Regions from separate parts of the Homo sapiens genome. Here region 1 is linked to region 2. Evidence: chromatin loops called from intact Hi-C (ENCODE). Cell type or tissue: endothelial cell of umbilical vein. All regions are shown on one strand. Each heading gives the region's core, and the rest is flanking DNA. Links, peaks and the distances in the headings are about the cores only. Region 1 overlaps RORA (RAR related orphan receptor A). Region 2 overlaps RORA (RAR related orphan receptor A).

Region 1 (11,051 bases), core at 2,150-10,149, 110 kb before region 2:
ATGTATTGTGGCTTACCTCATTTGATTACTTCAGCCATGGCAGCATATTTTTTTGTTGTTTTTAAGTGATGAGACTCCAAAGGATGTTGGTGTGTAAGACACTTCTAAGCCTTATTAGTTCTTGAATGAATTTTATGAGTTTGTCTGATCATGAAGACTAAGACTTAGTTACTGTAACCATAATAATAGTAAAAATTAAATGAAGACTACTCCTAACATACTGCACCAGTTTAGTCTGAATCACAGTATGTTCAGGCCAAAAGGAACTTTTGAGATCATTTACTCCACTTTTTCTTGTTATAAATGAAGAAACTAAAACACCAAGAAGTTAACTTTTTGCCCAAGGTCACACAGCTAGAAAATAAAATCAAGTTTTCTTTCTCTTTTTTTTTTTCTCTCTCTCTCTCTTTTGAGGGAGTGGTGGGGATGGGGAGGAAGGGAGCAGGAAAGACAGTATTTGTAGAATTTAGGGGTTTTGTGACAAAGAGGCAATGTGTCATTTACTATAGGGCAAAGTATGATTATATGGTATAAATTTGCTACCCACTGGAAAAATTAATAACTTCTTACATCTTTGAGAAAACATTTCCAGTGATCCTCACTCCTCCCTGTAGATCTGAGTTACCATTTGGTGTCATTTCCCTTAAGACTGCAGAACTTTCTTTTCCAGTTCTTTTAGTACAGATCTCTTGGCAATGAATCTCTCAGTTTATCCAAAAAGGACTTTATTTTCTCTTTATTCCTGAAGATACAATTCTGGGTTGACAATGTTTTTCAGTCTGTACCTTAAAGATGTTATTCCGTTGTCTTCTGGCCTTTGCTATTTGTGAGAGAAATAGCTATCATTCATATTGTTGTTTCTGCTGTAGGTCTCTGGCTGCTTTTTTGATGTTCTCTTTATCTTTCGACTTCAGAAAATTGACTGTGGTTTGTCTAGATATTGTTTTCTTTGTATTTGTCTTGCTTAGGATGTGCGGAGTTTCTTGAATCTATAAGTTGATGTCTTTAACCATACTTGTTAAATTTTCAGCCGTTCCTTCAAATATACTTTTTCTGCTTCATTCTCTCTCTACTGTTCTTCTGGAACTTGCTATTTCATATATGTATACTGTTTGATGGTTTATAATGCTCAAGTCACTGAGGCTCTGTTCACTCTTCTTCATTATTTTCTCTTTGTTCTTAAGATTGAATACTTTCTATTAATTCATCTTCAAGTCCATTGACTCTTTCCTGCCATCTCCAGTCTGCTGTTAAGCCCATACAGTAGTATTTTTTTTCATTATATTCATTCTACTTTTCAACTCTAGGATTTCTATCTGGTTCATTTTTATAGTTTCTGTTTCTCACTGAAGTCCCATATCTGTTCATTTATTATGTATATATTTCCTTCAATTTGTTGAACATATTTATAATGGCTTCTTTAAAGTACTTATCAGCTAAGGGCATTATCTGAGTATTCTTGGGGTTGGTTTTTATTACTGCTTTTTTTTTTCTTATGTGTTACATTTTACTCTTTATTTGCATGTATGGAGACTTTGGATTGGGTAATAGACAAAACAAATGATTGTTGCAGAGACCCTAGATTCTGTTTGTTTCTCTGAAAATAATTTTTGCTTTAGCAACCACTCGACTTGCCTGGACTCAAATTCCAGCTCTGTTGTTCCTGCGGTCGACAGCAGATAAAGTCACTTTTCTGTTCTTTTAGCTTCCAGCTGCTTCTTCGTATTGGGTCCCTTGGAGTCTCCCTCATGCACATATATTTTTGCAGCCAGCCGAGGATTGGGCAGATTTTGTACATAGATTTTGCAGCTTGCTGCCTCTGCAGTTCCCACCTTTCCAGAATTTCTCCCCTTATGTTCTTGTTCCTTTTCTGACTTATTTCTCTGACAGTTCAAGCTATCCAGAGCTGAAAGCTAACTTGGGAGTGCTCCCAGACAAAACCCCACAAATTCATAAATTTTACTTGGTGAAGGTTCATGTTTCAGGGGACAGACTCCCTTCCAGTTCCTGTTGGACTTTTGACTGCATTCCATTGCCTTGAAAATGGTTTTTAAAAATTATTGTGTGTAGATAACTTAACTGTTATCTGTAAGGGGTTAGTAGATTATGACCAAAAGCCAATAGCCCTTACATTTATATTTAGATATTTCAAAACACTTTGTCTCCGTTAACACAGCTCTGGGAGGCAGAACTAATATTATCAAGTCTATATCACAGATGAGATGACCTAGGGAAGTTAAGTGACTTGCCCAAGTAGTAACTGAATCAGGCCTGAACTCAGAGCCCATGACATCAGCCTGGGCTCGTTCTACAATCAGTTTTATGTACGTTTGATTCTAAAAGAGCCAGACTTTTTGATACCAAAGCATCTATTGCATTTTCTTCCCAATAAACACCACCAAACAAGCAAAAGACAATGAAACAATAGACAGTCCTGGATTTTGAAGCTTTTTGGGGGGGCAATGGGGGGGCGTTTCTAGGGCCTCTGAAGGTCATAGACATTTCTGAAGAGAAAAACGTTACCATGATGGTGTTGAAAGGAAAATACCTGTGGTAACCCTGGAACCATCTGGTACCTACAAGCCCCAGCATGCATAATTGTGAAATTGAAGCTAGGCCAGAAGTTTTCTTCATGAGAAGCCATATATAACCAGGACAAGAGCGCTGTGCATTACATATCCAGGAGCTACCTCTTGAAATTCTTAACATAGCAAAGCAGAATACTCAGCCAGCATTGGCCCCTGTGGTAGGAGAAGGTCTTCAGCTCCTCTCCTTCATGGGGGACTCAGTTGAAAACATCTGCAGGTTGAAAGTCACACAAAGACGAGGAATGTTCTCAAACTGGTGGCTTGCCTAGGCACTTTAAAATATGTATACAGCCTTCTTACTCATCAGGTTCTAGACTTGCAGTTTCCATTCTCTGTCAGTCCCCAGTCTTCCTGAGGCCATGGTGCCACACCATGTTAAAGTCACATCCCAGCTTCTTGAAGGAAATACAGCTTTCCACTAGCCTCTCCATCAGCGCTCACCCAATTAATTCTCCTGGTGCACTTCCCTTCAACATCAACATTTGTAGTTGAGTTAAGGTTTCTCAAAGTGTAGTCTTCGAAAACCTGCACCAAGATTGTGAGTGGACACATTTAAAATACAAATTCTCAGGCTCCACTCCAATTATACAGACATGAGAAATTCGACTCTCTGGTTTGCAGGTCAGAGAATCTGCCATGGAATAAGTGAGTCAGGTGATTTAGATGCTCACAAAAGTGGAAGAACCACTGGTCTGGGTGAAATTATGAGTGCTAAGACCTCTAAAGTCTAAAGACTTAACCTGTGTGAGCCACTTGTCTTTTCACTTGGGGTATTGCTTCTTTTTCTCTTGGGTCATAGGTTCTCAGATGGAGGAAGGTGAGTCTTGGAAATCAATTCTGGCTTCAACACTTATCGGTTGTATCATCTATAGGCTGCTGTGCTGCTTAGAGGAGAATATCCTTCCCAAAGTTATTTGGCTGTGCCTATCACAGACTGGGCACCCCAAAGTAGTTCCTTTTTCTTTATTCATTTAATTCATGCTGCCTATATTTATTGAATGCTTGTTACAAGCAAGGAATTGCACTCAAGAGACCAGAAGTAGACCCACTTCAAAGCTGATAAAACTTAAACTTCAGGACCCTTCATTTGCACCGGCCTCTCCTAAAGCCCTGAGAATGCCCCTAGTAATTTATTTTCATGGTTATAGGTTTCTGTAATATTTGCAAAAGTTAGATATTTTACAATTCTTTCTTCTTAAAGAAAATCCCCTAACTTGCTTAAACTTCAGCTGCCCCAAACCTAGATCTGTCCCTGAAAGAGCTCACAACAAGTGGGATAAAGAAACATACATATAGATTATCAAGAAACGGTATGGATAGTCGGTGCAATGCAGACCCAGTGCTGGGAATTCTGGCAACACATTTGTAAGGAAGCAGGGTGTCCAGGGAAGTCTTCCTGGAAGAGGTGGTGCTTGAGTTTGGCCATGGAATAGAAGGAAGACTCTTCTAGAGAAACAGCTTGAGCAAAGTTACAGAAGCAAGATATATTAAGTGTTTGTGTATGTGATTAAAATACTTTGCTGTTTGAGGGCATTTTCCTTCGGGCTGGGATGGCCTCTGATGCCAGGATGAAGAGAGTCCTTTTCCAGGGAGCAGTATGGACTGTGGGGCTGTGTTCCTTGGGAACACCTGATCCTTGGGATCCTGGCCTCAGCTGGCTCCTCTGTTTGGCCTTTGGGAGGCCTACTGGTGACAACATCAATAATTGTTCTTCAAGGAAAAATCACTCTTCTATTCCTTGCTTCTTCTCCCATAGCCCTCCAACCCTTCTTTACTGTCAGCCTTGCAAATCAATATTTCATTTTGAAGAGCCTTGTTTGATGCCAGTTCTGCTTATTTGCTTCGCAGCCACTGTGGGTAACGCTTTGTAGGTCTGTCAGTATGTAAATTAAACCAAGCATAGATAGCTTTGTGTTGCTTAATGTTCAGCTGATAAAAATTAATGTGGTGTGAAATGAGCATTTTATCTGACTGCAGATACAGTGACGGAGTTAATTAGACAGGCAGAGAGAAAATGTTATTAAGCGGGACAGGGGCTTTCTCATGGAAGGGGGCTCTGACCCTCAGACAGCAGGTTTGGATGGGCCGTGGGTGTGGCTGAGGTACCTGGGCTGAGGCCAGCTTGGAGCAATGAGGCAGGGAGGGTGCCTTCTTTAAGCAATCAGCCCCGTGGTGCTGATGACTGTGTGGATCCTGCCTGGGGAGGAAAGGAGGGAGGCACAGGCCAAGCTAGGCCAGGCACTTCCAGCTCACTGCAAAATGCATGCGTCAGCATTTGCTGAGGCGGCTTCTTCTTGGTGCAGCAACACCGTGATTAGTAGAGAAAGGAGTTTCGTTCTTAAGCAAGAAAAAGAAAGATGATAGGTCAAGCACACGTCACATAGCAGTCAATCGAGGGGAGTTTGGAACCCTTAACTTCCCACTAAAATGTCTTGAGCTGTGCGTTCCTGGCCTTTGCACACACTGTTCCCTCTAATGGGAAAGCATTCCCCACCCCACCAGCCATGAACTTAGCACATTCTATTGCAATCATCTGTCTCCCCACTCGACTGTGTGCTCCTTGAGGTCAGAGATGTGTCTTGTGCATCATCAGGGACCCTGGTGCAACAACATGTTCTTCATAAATGTCAGTGGAGTGGATGAATGCACATGATGCTCACTCAGCCCGGAAATTTCAGCCTACCCCTGCTTTCAGCATCCTTCCTGTCTCGGCTCAAATGTCACATCCCCACCGAAGCTTCTTCTGCCTCTCAGACATGATCAGCTCCCCAGATAGATACTTTTCAGACACCTTGTACTTCTCCTTCATAGACCTCTCCAAGTTTGTGATTCACTATTTGTGTGCCTATCACTGCCACCAGACTTAGCTCCATGAGGGTAGGAACTGGGCTGTTTCACCCACTGCAGTATCCCCAGCAGCCACAAGGGTGCCCAGCACAATCAATACTTCTTAAGTATTTGTTGAATGTTAATACATGAATGAATGGTTTTTCTGATGCCTGATGAACTTCCACTCTTTCCTCAATGCCTTGTTTGGGGAAGGTTTCCTAGGCTCTTCCCACAGAGTTTCTCCTTCCCTGAAGTTCTCATAGCACCTTGTAGATTGCAGTGATAGGCTTGCCAAAAGGCAGCTGTAAATTTTGGGTTATATCCTCTCCTAGCCAATTAGGAAAGATCTCCTTGAAAGCAGTCAAGGTGCCTTATTCAGCTTTGCATTTTCAGTATCTCTCACAGGGCCTGGCCTTTATAAGTGCTCAGTATGGGTTGCAGAATTTGTAAGAACAATTGTATGTATCCCTTGGTTAGTTAAGCTGTATTTCTGTTAGATAAGCAAATTCTTAGCCCACTAACGTATGCTGTCCCCACTCCACCCCTTGCAGAGGAACACTCAGAAAAGATGACTGGTTGTGGCCATCCCTCCACCTTGACCGCAGTTGCAGGGGAAATGTTGTGAAGAAATGCCACAGTTAGTGGCTCCTTCGTGATTGCTGCTAGCATTCGAGGCGGGTACAACCTTTCCAAACAAACAAGAAAGGGACTGTTGCATTGTTGAATCGCGTGCATGCCTGCCACATCTGTCCCTCAGCCAGCCCAGCATCCTTGAGCTCGCAGGCTTGGTGGCAGCTGCTTGAGCAGTAACAGGGCCTTCTGTTCTGTTGGCCCCATGGCGCTCCCCAGCATTTCTCTTGAGTTTTCCTGTTAGATCTCTTTCCATGGACTACACCTTTGCAGCATTAAATGACTTGCTGTAGATTTGCTTATTAACCTCTCTGTTTCTCATTTGTAAAATGGGATGACATTCTCAGAGCTATAGACTGAAAGTCTTAGGTATCTTCACAAAACACTGACAAGATTCCACTCACACACCACCCCATGGTTCCTGAGACACTGACCCTGAGAAAAGCCATGGTTCTCACTCTGTGATCATTCGTCTGCTCCACACCTCCGCTGGGAAGGTTGCTAAATGCCTATCACGAGCTGAGACTCCAGAAAGACTTTACCTGCACTCGCACAGCTGTTGCTGAGTGAGGTGTGGATCCAGTCGGGTGAGCATCAGGGAGGGAGGAGGCCTCCTGTTTGTTTGCCAGTCCCAGGCAAGACAGGGCCCAAGGACCACTGGAGGAATGACAGACCTCAGGGCAGATGGGCAGTGTGTTTTGCAGCAGGATCTGGCCCTTTGCTCCTTTCCCCTGGGTCTCTGTGCATCACGAAGCTGCTCAGTAGCCCTATTTCAGGGAGGCCACGTGATCCACTGTCAACCCTGGCTGGCCCTGGTGGCAGAAGGTTGGTGTCCTTTAGCTCTCTAGAGTAGCCCCATCTCTGTCTTCCCACCTGCCTGGACTGTGCCCCCAACTTGGCCCAGCCCACTCCTGCTGTGCAAGGTGCATCTCACAAAGAGAGTAGCTTCCATCGTGTTTCTCTAGCGAGGCTCAAGACTCTTTGTAGAGTTGGTTAAGGAGGTGGATACTTTTAGGTAAAAGGTATTAGTAATATTTATCTTTTTGAGGCATTTTTGTTTCTGTTATCTTGTTTTATCCCCTGACCTTTCAACAAGGAGCACACTGATATTGTCACCATTTGATCAATGGGGAAATGGAGGGACAGATGTATTTAGTGGCTTGTCCAAGGTAGAACATCCTATCCAGAGCACTCCTGTACACTGATACAGCCCAACTCTCAACCGTAGTGATGTCGTGTATGTATAAACATGACATCTACAGCTGATGAAGCCCCCAGAGGCCTGGAACCATGTCTTTTGGCGTATTCCACAGGGTTCCTTGCAAAGGCAAGTCTTTAATAAAAGATTTTGGTGAAGTTATTTGTCAGGGATCCATTCATTCCATTCATTTAGTGCCTAACAAATAGTTATACTGAGTACCAACCTTGTGAGGTGCCAGAGATGAGATGGAGAACAGAGACACAGGCCCTGTTGTGCGGAGCATACAGTCTTCTGCAGGAGACAGAGCTTGTCAGATTGCCACCAAATCAATGTAAAACAACAACAGTGACAAACGCAATGAAGGATTTGTCCCCTGGAAATACTTTAGCCTCAATATGGAGGGGAGGAATGCTTCCCCGAGGAAGCGATGATCGGAAACATGAATAGGACTGAACCAGACAAAGGGAGTGTGATATGCAAAGGTCCTGTGGATAGAGGAAGGATTATGTATTTGAGGAACTGGGTGAAGGCTACCGAGGCTGCAGCCCTGAAACGTGAGGAAGCATGATGTGAGATGTAGCTAGCTGGAGGGACAGACGAGAGACCTGACTTGAGCTTCCTGAGCTACTGCTTGCAGAACACCTGACATTTCCTTGTGCCACATTCATTTGTAGATGAATCTGTTCAAAAGAATGCATGAGATTGTCCTGGCAGTTACAACTCTCTCTTTTCCTTTTTATGCCTCACTTACTAGCAATTAAAATTGAGATCCCTTCTCTGTTTACCTATTCATTTATTTAAAATGTTTATCACTGGAAAGGGGATGCTGAAAGTTTCTCCTTCTTTGTTTCCATCAGTGACCTCAGGAAGAAAGTTTCAAACCCACACAAGTCTGCCTCCTGGTAGACCATCTGAGGGCATGGATCAAGCCTGTTAGAAAGATGCTCACTGATGTTTACTTTTCGAGTGCATGAAACCAGACACTGAAACTGTTCATTAAAAATTCCTATGTTCACAGACAAAGAAAAATCATTTCAGAAGCTCTGTAATGAATGTACAAGTGGGTACAGGTTATCTTGTCAAACACAATAATCGTGAGTAAATGCAAACGGATGCTGCTTGTATTTGATTTTGTCTTTAATTGAAGCATGCTGACAGCTGCCTCTGGACTTCCACATCCTTGGGTTGGGGGATCTGGCTTTTTGCTTTGTAATTTCCTCTCGCCAGGGCTGGGACAGGGGTGACATCTAAATATGAGAAGCATCTGGTCAGGGAATAAAATGGAGAGAAATGAATGAAATTAACATGTATGTATAGGCACTTTCACATGACCCTTCACACAAGGACACAGCTAGGATACTGGTGAAGGGCATAGGCGACATTTCTACTTTATAGAGGTTAGGTTGGTTTTCTACTTTAAAGAAAAGAAATTAGTATGAGAGAGAGTCACTGCTCAAGTCATACAGCTGTTAAATAGCAGAACCAGGATGCTAATTAGGTCTTCTGAACCAACACTGAAAGCTTTCTCTTCAATTTTACAGCTGTTCTTTGCATTTCACCCATATTGTACATCCAACTATGGATTCAGTCTAACAACAGTACACTCAGTGCTGGGCTAGTCACCAGAAACAGAAGGGTGAATCAGGCAGTGGTTCCTGGGCAAAGATGCTCACAGCCAGGTAGGGTAGACAGACAGACACAGTGATGGAATCAAAGCTCTATAATGGTTGTGCAGCACAGTTTGAAATGCCAGCAGGACCAGAACTTTTTGCCACACAGTTTGGAGTGACCCAATTGGAATGTCCAGAATCTCCATCTCCCCCATTGAATGGAAGATCCAAGGTTAATGTGCTTAATGAAGCAGTATGATTTCAGTAACATTTGGGGAGGCCAATACAGGGTCCCTATATTTTACTGCAAAGGAATAACATGAACAACAACAACAACAAAATAACTCCATCTATTTTTTGTCATCTTTCCCCTAAAAAGTGGACTTTGGGGACTGAAAAAATAGAAAGGACATTATCTTAGAGTAAGGAATAATTCTCTCCTTTGAATATATTTAGCTTCGTGGAAACTTATTATGTTATCCTTATTTTCCCCAGTTAGATACAGACCAGTGAGAACCAAAGCATGGGCCTGCCCATACTGTTTACTGACCAGCATGTGGAAGCCGTTGATGTAAAGGAGGGATGGCTCCCCTAGGTTTGACCAGAAATCATTGTGTTAAACTAATTGTGGGAATGGTTTATTATCATGCGTACAAATTCTCTTCTTTGCCAGTCTTGAAAAGATGATTAGCCACATGGATCTGGGTTTCCTTCATTTCAGGGTGGCTAACAGACAGGTTGTTGATCTGAAAGGTTCTGAAACCCTGGCATTTAAAGTTTTCTCAGGCCCTTACTGGAGGTACTTCCAGGACCTGAATGGATGTGAGCTCATGTGGCTAGTATGAGGAGAGTGGGGCCCCATTTTAGCACCTTTCAAAGTCATCCCATGTGGGAAAATGGAAGAGGTCCTCTGCAAAGGTGAGACTCAAAGGCCAAGGACCTGACTTAGACCAGAGACTCAAGGATGCGACGTTTTAAGCCTTCTTCCTGTATCCAGCGTGATCTTGGTGACCCTCTGTATTTCATTATTTTCATTTTCAAAATCCTTAATAAAAGCCCCTTTGTGTTTTAAGTGTTCTCACCACAAAAAATACTGTTTGGGAGGTAATGCATATGTGAATTAGCTCAATTTAGCCATTTCATAATGTTTACATATTGCAAAACATTGTGTAGCACACAATAAATACATATAATTTTTGTCAATAAAATTTAATTAATTTTTAAATAGAAAAGAAATAAACACCCCTTTGCAGAGATGAGGTGGACAAGAAAACAGCTGTTTTAAGGGCCTCCTAGTACAGTCTGTACAAAAGCCTTTATTTCTTTGGTATATTAAAAAAAAGATAAAAACATTCAAGTAAATCCTCTGATTCCAGTGACATTAGATCTTACATGCACCCCCTTTGTATTTGCAGTTTGATTTCTTTTTTTTACTATTCCATTATCAATATACCAGAATTTGCTAAGCCATCCCCCATTATTGAACATTAGGCTCCTTCTGGAATTTTGTGTGTATGTCTGTGATTAGATTTGATCATTAAAGGCAGTAGTACAATTTGTGTAGTATTTTGCTTCTGTCAGATTATTTCCTTAGCGTATAGTCCCAGAGAAGGCTGCTGGGTCGGGATATGCACATCTTTATAATTTTGGTTACCAATTGCCATATTTCTTTCAAGAAGAATTATGCTGGTTTAACTCAATGCCTATAGCATTTGAGTCTATCAGTTTCCATGCAGCTTGGCCAGCATTAGGGTATTATTTCCGAAAACTGAAATGTTACCTTTTCAAAGTTGCTTTAATTTGCATTTTTTATTACTAGCAGGGATGAACATTTTCCCACATGTTCACTTATCTCTTACTACTCATTAAAAATGTTTTAGGGCCACATTTGAGAGAGGGGTTGTCTTCGGGAAACTTTGCTTCTCATAGAGGGAGGGGCAGATGGCAGCTGTGGAAGAGTCTCCATGAATAAAACTTCAACTGATTTCTGTGATATGGAGTGACTTCATATCATATGACCGCCTTTGCAGTTAAAAAAATGAAAAGATGGTTGTAATTCTTGTGGCCAAGAGAAACGGACTTACCAAAATAAAGATCGTGAAAGGAGAACATATTTGTTTATTCTGCTGTCCTTATTGAAAAGTTTCCAGAAGTATCTACAATGCCGTCAATCTCAGGTCTTTCCATCTTTCC
Region 2 (11,051 bases), core at 1,729-9,728:
TCATCAGGCCTTTGGATGTCAAGAGAAAATAGTTCCACACTCAGCGAATATAGATAGGTCGTTTTGGGCTGTATTAAATCCAATTGTGTGGAGGTTTTGAATAATCAGGAGAGACAGCCTAAGCACTTTCTCTTCAAAGTGATTTTACAGAAAGCACTATTTCCTAAGGAAAATACACATATATCTCTCATAATGCTGAAAGTGCACTAATGTATCAATTTATTGGTGCTGGTGTCATGAGCTGGAGTTGCAAATTGTATTCAGATTTTAAACTTTACTCCCTGCTGCTGCTGGGGGAAGTTCCCTTCCCACGATAAAGGTTATTTCAAAAAATTCTAGAACACTTTTGTAGTTTTCATGTGAGACAGTCTTCAAGGATTTTTTTAGAAGGTTCTAACTTCACTTTGTGAAGCCAACTCAAACATGATTTAAAACAAACAAACAAACAAACAAACAAACAAAACAATAGTTTTCCTCAATAAAAGTTGCGGGGTCGGGGAGAAGAATTTGAGTTGGGCTATGTAATTTCAACTTCCCTAAATAAGTCCTTTGGAAAGTGTTGGGGGGAGCAAGTGTGTGATTTTGGTCTTGGCTCACAACTTCGGAACCAACTTTTTAAAAAATGTCTGCCGTGGATTTTCACAACAGATTTCTTCCCCGTACGACATGTTCCCTAGCTAAGTAATAGGTCTGATGTGGCTGCCAAATTTTTCAACAACTTTTACTTTCCAAAGGAGGGTTAAATAGTTCCCTTAATAACTTGAAAGAAAAAAAAATTTCAAGGTTTACCACAGTTCTTAGTCACAGGCTAAATGTTTTCAACAGTTTTATGACTTTGAGCCTACTTAGTCTCAAGAACGTCTCCCAAGAAGAATGCAGCATAAAGGATTCAAAATGTAGTAATTCTGAAATGGAGATAGTGTTGTTTGCATCAAAGCATACATTTATGCTATCTTTATCAGGACTTCTGTGCCAAATGTTGCTTAGTTCTATTTGTCACCTGCTACCTATAAATCATCCTGAAATATCAAGGGTGCTGACTCATGAATCGCTCGTGTTTTCGTAGTTTGTGTTCATACATTTCATTCAGTTGTGTTTCAACTGTATGAAACATTTGGGGGCCATTTTTAGAGAAGTAGCAGTGATTCCCTTTCTGACCTTAATGAGTACAGACACATAGGTACATTTGGTGGATGTATTTCCCCCTCACCATTAAAAGTTGTGCTTCATGGGAGGAGGAAGGGTCGTTTTCATTAAAGAGTAAACACAGAACCAATGGCCATAGCAAATTAATTGCCGTGTTGCTCATCTTACCCTGGTCTGAGTAGGCTGGCATTGCTCTCTTGTGCCTTACATCTTTCCCACTCTGCCTATAAACATGATTGTCTCCCCTACTTAAAATAAAAAATAAGAGTCTCCTCGCGTCCTGTTTAACCCTGTTTAGTTATTGTCCATGCTCCCCACTTTTACCACAGAACCTCTTAAACCAGGAGGTGATGGTCGCTGCCTCATCAGTCACGGTTGCATGCCTTTGGGGTAGGTCTAGTGACACTCCTGTGCAATGTTAAAACTGGTCTTGCTTCCACTTCCCCATCTGAACTAAACGCCTTCCTGAGCACACTGGGAATGACGGACATTCAAAGCAGCACACACAGGGCACTTTCTAACCTATGTTATTGTTTCTTCTCTTCCAGGTATCTCAGTAACGAAGAAGACACATACATGTAAGTAATGCATTTTTTTTCTGTCCAAAGTTTTCTGAAGAGTTGGAATTCGCATATGTCTGGCTGCTGTGACCCTTCAAGTATATACTAATGTTTCAGCTGTGATCCATGGTCAACAGAGGTCATTTTTTTTCAATCTGTAGTGGTCGGAAGTGGCACATCTCCACCTGTTTGTACTGAGTGTGTGTTGAAGAGAGAGGCTAGAGACATATTCTGATGAATTCCAGTGTTTCCAGCCATGAAGCTTTAGAAAAATCATGAAATCTAGCCAGGAGGATCAATTACTTACTGATCACCCTTATCCTAGATCCTTCTTAGAAGAGCTGGTATGTTTCTAGGAAACATCACCTTGATTTCTTTTAAGCTTTGGTCTCCTTTTCCTCACCACTAGTTCACAAATTAGGCCGTTTCGTACTCATGTCTGTGGAGCAGAGATGCTGACTGGGAATAGAGGCGCTGTCGCTCGACCACGGGCATGGCCTGCGAGGGCCCTGATAAATGGCATCGGTAGTTTGATGTGGAAACGTGTGCTGGATTTATGCTCTGTATTCATCCCACTTCTCAGGTTCAACTGCTTTCATCAATTGCCTTCATTTGAACTACACCATAAGTTACAAACTCACGTCAATGTAAGGTGTTGTGATTTGCAATCTGAGCAATGATGTTTGACTGTGCCTTGAACCTCAGGATGAAACAAGACATCATTGATGCAGGCAGTCAACTTTCACTGTAATTGACCAGCATATTATTTAGGCTTTGAATTAATGGTGTCATTAGAATTTGATGACTATTTTAGACCACGGATACGTGCTACCTATGAGATATGTTTGGGCATTCTTCTAAGGCAAGCAGTGGAGATATTTATGGCACAATACAGGGACAACAAGGATGTATCCCCCAATTTTTCCTAATTACACTTTAAATTTTTTTATTTCATGTGAAACGTTTGGGGGAAAACATCTGTATTACATCAAAGTAGTTTATCTTGTGCCTCAGTTGATTCTTGAAATCTGCTCTTGGGTTTGTCTGTCTGTCTATCTGTATTTGTAGAAAACAAAAATGAAAAAAAAAAAAAAGAAAAAACCAAAAAACGTCAAATTGGATGAGAAGTTGCCTGACTCTGAGGGCCCTGTCCTGCAGTCTCTCCACGTGGCTCTCTCATGGCCTTCAATGGAATGTTTGCTTGAGGAACAATGAAAAGGTCAGGCCCGTACTAGACACATGATCCGGATGGCACCTCCATCTCTCAATGCACAGTTCCAGTTGGCTGTCCCTCCATCAGGGTAGTCTGTGACCCTTAGCTTTTTGGGGGTTGTTTTGTCGTTGTTGTTGTTCTTGTTCTTGCTGTTGTCGGTGCATAATTGAGCTCATGATGACTGAGAGATTGACAGTGCAGGAGACTGAAGTCCTCTGTATATCCGCAGGGCAGGCATGGTACAGAGCGCTTCCTTGCACAGCCTTGCCCATGAGCTCGTCCCTGGCCCGGAGGGACCCACTCTAGAGGTGGTAAGTAATTCAGTCTTTCTGCTAGCTCAGTCCTGGGCCTCTCCCCAACAGGGGCTGATGATTGTGCCTACTGTTTATGGTGGTTTGGGGTATGGACTCCTGGCCACCTGGCAATGTACAGAAAGCTACTGACTGTTTGCATTATGACTTGGCTCTTAGATAAGTGAACAAAACCACTACTTCAGCTCCACTGGACATGAAGAGTACATCCCAACTAATAAGATAACATAGACAGAAATCTAGATGTTACCTAGTATACAGACAGTCCATATAAAGAGAGACATTCGAGGAACTGTCATCCCTGAGAATAATTTTCTTGGGCTATTGCAGAAACAATAACCTGTGGTTGAGTTTAAATTCATGGAGGGACTTAGATGACAGCATGAGAGTGGTGGCTAGAGAGGAAAAATTGGTGTTCTAAAAACAGACACTTGAACCAGGTGGGTCTTTCCACAAAGGCTTAAAGAATTTCATCAGCTATACTGGCTTTAATGCAAAATCAAGATATAGCCACACAGGGTGGACTTTGAGTGCCTTTCTAACTGTGAAAATCAGCAAGAAAATTCTTAGGCATTAAGCTTGAAGTCAATGTAGAAAGACTTAAAGCTCCTTTTATATAATGGACAGAAAGATTTGGATCAGAAATGATATTGTTTTGGTTGATGTTTACTTTCATGATTGGGGGAGAGGGCCCAGAATAAAAAATGGCCGAATGACAAAATTGGAAAGAATAGCACCTGAAAACACAGTTGACACAAAACTTTACATATGCCAAGGAGAAATTGAATTGTCCAAGTTACATGTTAGTGGAAGTCCTCCATGCCACTTGAACATGGAGATTGTTTTTGTCACCCAGCTCAGCAGACAGCCCATCGTATTTCTGATCTTAGCATCTCCACAGGGCCCACAGCTTGTGAGGAGAAAGACAATCAGTCAGTTTTTTCTCTAATAACAGTCACCCAAATTACTTCTTCTTTAGCATTTGTTGGATTTTTCTTGAAAACTGAACTGTCCTAACTTGCCTATACGTTTTTTTTTAAGATGTTAAATTCCAGCTCCTCTTAAATCATCTTGACATCTGTTCTTCAAAAAGTTTCACTATCAGTGAAGTGTATGAATTCATTTTTGTACCGTCTCAAAACTTCCATTTTTAGCCAGGGTTCTGGAAACCTTAGTCAAGACTTGACTACATAATCATCGACAGCTGAAGTCACCCGACATTAGCAATTTCAATCTTGGTTTCCTAACTGCCCTCACGGAGAGATTGTTCAACTTACAAATTAATATGTACAGCTGCAGAATATATTATCAGACCAGAGTGTCAGCTCACAGGTACACAAGACAGAGGTGCACATACTGCAAAATGAGCCTGAATAGTTGTGACACCAGATAGTATTTTAGTCCACCTTGTTATCTGGAAAGCACAGGTATTGTTTCTTTTAAAAAAAATAAATGTTTTGGGTGACTTGAGGCAGAAATTCCCATGAAGGGAAATTTGACTGTTAAGCTTCAGAGGAGCCCATGGACATAGTCTTTGGAGAACTCAGTTTCTCCTAAGCTTCTGAGAAGGGTACCTTAAGTGTTTGTTTTCTGTTTAGTTGGCCAGTGGGAGAAGACAAGCTTTGGAATTTCTAGTGTTTCTCGTGCCCAAATTGTTCAAGGAATTCTTATATTTGTGATGTTCTTCAATTGTTGATAGGAAATGTTGCTGTTGGTTTTTGGTGTGCAAACATAAAAGAGAGTTTTTAATATTAGATCAATTTTACACTGTGGTGTGGAATTGCAATTTAATTTTCCTGGGGATTATATAGCACATGTATTTGGTTGGACCCCTTCAAGATTGCTTTGCTTTGGTGTTTCACAAGTTTGTTCTGGTCTCTTTCCTGCTGAAATAGCCACCATGCAGATAAGTATCATTTTCGGAATCAGCTGCTGTGTTGGTTTTTATTATTTGCCAAGGACAACGAGTCATTCACTCCTGAATTCTTAGTCTAATTCTTCTTGGATAGTTCTGCATTTGCTACAACGTTACAAGAGGATAAATATGGAGGTGAAAAGATGCAACAAATCATCCTAGCTCTTTCCAGCTACTGGAAAGTTTAGCATCATGGAGTCCTAACCTCAGAGGACATATATCAGACAGCCACCACAACACAGACCCAAAAGATATCTGGTAGGCCCCTGAACCGTTTCCAGAGGCATCAGACCATTGCTGCTTCCTTCTGTTCTCATCCTTGTTTACAGTCCTTGTACCTCTTGTCCTAGCCTGCCCTGCCTGCTTTCTCCCACACTGAGGGACAGATACAGGCTTCTGAAAGGTGCAGGTTACTCAGTGGAAGCAGTCAGGAAAATGTGTCAGTTTACTCCCAACTTGAGTTGTTAATTTTCCCCAATAAAAACCCAAACAAGATACGCCTCTGAATCTTCGGAAATATTTTCAGTTAACGTGAATAGCCATTAAAAGGTAATCTAGTACATTTTCAAATGTTTGATTGTAGCAGGCTAATACCTACAATATAAAATTAAAGCACTGTGTTATTTATAAAAAGATTTAGTTCTCAATAGTAAAATATTTTAGCACAAATCAAAATATTTCTTTGAGAACTAATCTTTTGCATCCATTTTAAAAAGTGTTTATTGCAATCATTTAAAATGGAATAGGTTAATGTATTCACTTTTCACCCCAGAGACTTGGCTTTGAATTTGACTTAGAGAAAATTAGTTTTGAGGCCTCAACCTCCTCTCCATAGGCATTCATTGATATCACAAAATGAACCCAACAAGTTGTCACAATTGTTGCCATTTACTCAGGAGATCCAAAAACTAGAATAACCTTATTTTCTCATTTTTTTTCCTATCCTTGAGGCCATACTTTTTTATTGTAGACTCTTAGCAACCCCAAACTTGGGGCTCACCCACATTGTTTTCACAGTCCAGGAAAACTCAGGAACCATTCTTGGCAAAGCTAATGGAAGGTGCTTTGGTGATATAGTTAGTAGGTTTCCGTGGCAACCCATGTGACTCACAGTGACTCACGGCAGTTATAATTTCTGTTGCTGGCAGGGTGTTCCATTAGGACAGATGTGAGAAGAAGCCACGCTGAAGTTCTTTTAGTAGGCCTTCATCCAGATCCTGTCTGCCCATTGACAAATAGTCAGGAAAAGGGATAACCTAGTACTCACAAAGTAACTGGAAGATTCATTGCTTAGCTTACCAAGGCTACCAGCTATCTCAGACAGCAAGCTTGTTGGCAGTGGGTCATGACTAAAATACAGGTGCTGGCCTCTTAAGGGCTAATTAAGGGACAACTATTCATTGAGGACCTACTCTGCGCTGATAGGCTTTTTACCTTCCAGGCGTTTACAGACTAGTTGTAAGTAAAGACTAGAGGGAGACAAGATAGGGGATAGGGTGGGATAGAAGTGCATAATCACATAAAACAATCTGAAAACACAAATGCCAGGTGTACCAGTTCCATAAGTCGCTCATAACTGGAAAACAAACTAAGCTGGAAGTATGGGAGAGGAAAAGAAAACTAGAGAAAACATCGAGGATTCTCATATTGTGATCCAAGCATAAAATAGCAATAAAGCAAAAGGCAAAAATTTAACCCTGGGTGCTAAAACCTATCCCCGCTGCTCATCTCCACCCATTCTTACAGAGTAACATCTATTTAGTTTCTTCAAATCAGCCAGTCTGAGAAAGTAAAAATCCCTCTGTACTGTCTGGAAGCGTTTGCCTTGTTTAGAGTCAGCCTGCTCAGCTACAGCCAAGCCCTCCTAAGCTTAACAGGATTTCTCTGTCTCATCATATTAAAAATAAATGGATTGCACTTGGCCCTGCCAGTCAGTTCTTCCAAAGTAGAAGATTTGCATAGTCTTAAAGCCCACAGTTCATGGCGAGGACCTGTGAACTCCATAGAAAAACTGAATAGTTACCTGAGCATTTCCATCCCAACATCCAGTTGATTCAAGTTTGCCCAGTTAGTAGACTTGAGGTTCATGAATTGCATTTGGACAAAAAGTATTTGTATTCCCACTTCATAACATACGTTCCAAAGGGTGTGTTGAGATGGTGATTGGCTCTTTAAAATCCATAATCACTACCAGGGAGAAAACAAACATGCCTAGCCTACGAGGGATTGGTGTGGACTTGATAGACTTATTACATACTTGATAAATGCTTAGTTAGACATGATTAGATTGATTTTTTAAAAAGCGCTAGATGTCTATGACATAAGTTTGCAATATGCTTAGTTTCATATTGACAGTAATAATGGCAGAAGTAATAGCAGTAGTACCATTACTTGTAGTAGCAGCAGCAGCAATAGCAGGAACACCACCTACCAAGCAATCTGAATATTCGAAGCATTGTGTTTAATGCTTTACGTGCATTATTTCATTTAATCTGCTCATCAGCTTTAGGAGCTTTGTACTGCTTGCACCCGCATTTTAAATAAGAAAATGTACATGAGAGACAAGTAGCTTAGAGAAGTGAAAAACCTCGTTAGCTCACCCAGCTGGGCAAAGCCTGGAGTCAAAACAGAGTAGATTGCCCCCTTGTGCACACATAAGAGCCACACCGTTATCTCCAGTATCAACATTAACTAATACTTGTGGGGCACTGAGTGCTAGGCACTTCTCTAAGCACTTTCTAAGTGTTCATTTATTTATCTTTACTGCAACTTTGTGAGGTAGGTGTTGCTACTATCCCCACTTTACAGATGAAAACCGAGGTCCAGGGTCCTACAACTAGCTAGTATGTGGTGGAGCCAGGATGTAAAGGCAATCCCCAGTTTAAATGCTTTTAAAATGAAGAGCTTCATTTTTCAGAGTGGTTCTTCCACTCTAAAGTATAGGAAGAAAGCCAAGTGCAACATAGTCATTCTTACAATTGACCAAGGTTTCCTTTTACCTTACAACTATGCTACCTCCATAGGCTTCTAAGCTTGAAGAACAAACTGATTGTAAGAAAGGGGAATGTTATTCCCACTATGTGAAAAAAAGTATTTAAACAAAGTAGTCTACTGGAAACTGTACAGCGTTCTTACTTTATTATTTTTTTTAGAAGGGGACTCGCTCTGTTGGCCAAGCGGGAGTGTAGTGGCATGCGCGTGGCTCACTGCAGCCTCAACCTCTTGGTCTCAGGAGATCCTCCTGCCTCAGCTTCCCAAGTAGCTGGGACTTGCTCAGCTAATTTGTTTTTTATTTTTAGTTTTTTGTAGAGACAGGGTCTTGCTGGCTGGGCTTGGTGGCTCACCCCTGTAATCCCAGCACTTTGGGAGGCCGAGGCAGGCAGATCACCTGAGGTCAGGAGTTTGAGACCAGCCTGGCCAACATGGTGAAACTCCATCGCTACTAAAAATACAAAAATTAGTCAGGAGTGGTGGCACACGCCTGTAATCTCAGCTACTTGGGAGGCTGAGGCATGAGAATCACTTGAACCCGGGAGGCAGAGGTTGCAGTGAGCCGAGATCACGCCACTGCACTCCAGCCTGGGTGATGGAGTGAGAGTCTGTCTCAAAAAGAAAAAAAAGAGAGAGACAGAGTCTTGCTATGTTGCCCAGGCTGGTCTCTGAACTCTTTAGCTCAAGAGATCCTCCTGCCTCAGCCTCCCAAAGTGCTGGGATTACAGGCGTGAGCCACTGCGCCTAGCCAACCTTCTTACTTTAAATGACCATTACTTATCTTTTTAACAATTTAACTTAGTTCATCAAAGAACTGATGTCTACTTAATGTCATACAACACAACTGATTCCATAATAAAACAATTGTTCAAAGTGGTTACTTCTGCTTCTAGGACAGCTATGTACCCCACACCAGTAATGACATATATTTCGTACAGCACAAACCCATCTTCCTCTGAAACAAAGCCTTTAACGGACATTAATGACATTTATAATAAATTTATACTTTTTTGTTAGACCAACTTAGTAATTCATTTATAACTTTCATTGCCACAAAGCAGTACTATGATTCCGGACACAGTGGTTTCTTTGAAACCTATCCAAACCCAAAAAAACCCTGGAAGCTAACAGAACGCTCAGGAAACAGATATATATATATATATATATATATATATATCAATGGGATATATAGGAGATATAAGAAAATTAACATCTAGATTTTGAGGATGTTTAAGCATATCTGAACTTAGGACTGGATTTACACTTATATCAGCTTCTCTTTTTATTGCAATCTGTACGCAGAGGAATAAAAACGTAGAAGAAACAGAGATGCCAATGTGTTTAAAACAAGAAGAGAGTGATCACTCTACATTCACTTTCAGTGATGACACTAAATTTTTTACACTGATTTCTTTATCAATTCTGTGGCCAGGAAGTTAGTGCATTTGTAGTCACATGGCCCTTTGGATTATAATTGACATCCACATCTATACATTATAAGGATGAAGATTTTTAAGCTATTCAATTAAATATTTTCCTTTGACTGCCAAAATCCCTTGCAATGGAATGTTCTCCACCCAATCCACTTCCACTTCTGGGAAAACATGTTTTTCTATGTAGGAGTGATAGCTCTTTCCCTTCTTGATTTTGTATGTCTCCTAGGCATCAACTCCAGCTCCTACTGTCTTAAATAGTTAATAGCCAAGGATACTGATTAGAAGGCATATTGAGGAGTGGCCGGGCATGGTGGCTCACGCTTGTAATCCCAGCACTTTGGGAGGCCGAGACGGGCGGATCACTGAAGGTCAAGAGTTTGAGACTAGCCTGGCCAACATGGTGAAACCCCATCTTAACTAAAAATACAAAAAGTAGCTGAGTGTGGTACTGTGCACCTGTAATCCCAGCTACTAGGGAGGCTGAGGCAGGATAATCGCTTGAACCTGGGATGCCGAAGCGGCAGTAAGCTGAGATCACAGCACTGCACCCCAACCTGGGCAATGTAGTGGGACTCCATCTCAAAAAAAAAAAAAGAAAAAAAAAAAAGAGGTAGGATATACTAGATTAAGGTTTGGATTCAGTGGAAAGGCCTTAATCTATAAATCTTTTATTTTACATTTTCTTCTTAGAGGAAAGGGGAAGGAAATTATATGCTAGGCAATCCAGACACCTGTAATATCGGGGTCTGAGGAACAGAGGCTGGAAAGTAGACTGCAGTTCATACCTATGGAAAGATAGGGCAGGGAGCCAGGCAGATTTTCTTAGCTTGATATTTTTTAACCCCTGCTCTGTGCCTAACATTGTGTAAGGCACATTGCAGTATAGGTAATCTAACTTATATTCCTCCCTGTCTAATAGTTTAGTCTGTATCTAGGAGAAAGGACACACACATTTGAGGAACTTTCAGTAATGAAAGAATTGCAGGAAAATGCAGGGCTATGAAATTTTGCCATTTCAATGGCAAAAACCACAATTACTTTTGCACCAACCTAATAGAATATGTGTTTAAATGCTGTATGAGTTGGGAACATGTGTGGTGAGCTGAGCTTGCTCTGGAAGGGTAGCAAGAATTAGGTGTGATCAGGGATGATTGTGTAGATCGGTCTGACTGGAGTAGAGTATTAACAAGGAAAAGGGAGACCAGTAAGAACAGAGAGCAGGTTTTGGCTTTCTCTCATAACCAATGTGGAGCCACAGAATGTGTGTGAAAAAAAGCAGTGACCTATAAACAATGTTTTTCTGCCACAGTCATTTAGTTAGGGTTATGTGAATCAGATGTTCCCTGCTCCAGTCCCTTCTCTGAACCCAGGTGACATTTTTATCCTTAGTTAGAACTACTTCTGTGTGTGCTCCTGTGACCAACTACGTTAAAAAAACAAACAAACAAACAAACAAACAAACAAACAAAAAAACGCTTA

What was found. Hi-C counts contacts between places; a loop is a spot of excess contacts. Peaks named below come from ENCODE experiments on the same cell type or tissue, not always from the same donor. Only the 100,000 strongest peaks of a DNase experiment are listed, where the experiment ranks them.
Region 1: it touches region 2 in a loop (2.0-fold over the local background); 2 of 110 quality-filtered maps call a loop at or near these places.

What each region holds. Positions count from the first base shown.
Region 1 is chr15:60,782,384-60,793,434 of GRCh38, reverse strand. All of the region lies in intron 1 of RORA (RAR related orphan receptor A), which reads left to right. Among named protein-coding and RNA genes, the nearest start is that of RORA-AS4, 24 kb to the right of the region's middle. RefSeq lists enhancers at 4,243-4,743, 4,744-5,244. In endothelial cell of umbilical vein, for the core only: a CTCF peak has its summit at 5,487; no DNase peak of the experiment used is centred there.
Region 2 is chr15:60,669,330-60,680,380 of GRCh38, reverse strand. It overlaps RORA (RAR related orphan receptor A), which reads left to right. Exons shown (of 11, transcript NM_134261.3): 2 at 1,695-1,724. Among named protein-coding and RNA genes, the nearest start is that of RORA-AS2, 6.7 kb to the left of the region's middle. In endothelial cell of umbilical vein, for the core only: no CTCF peak of the experiment used is centred there; a DNase peak (open chromatin) is centred at 6,250; H3K27ac peaks cover 907 bases.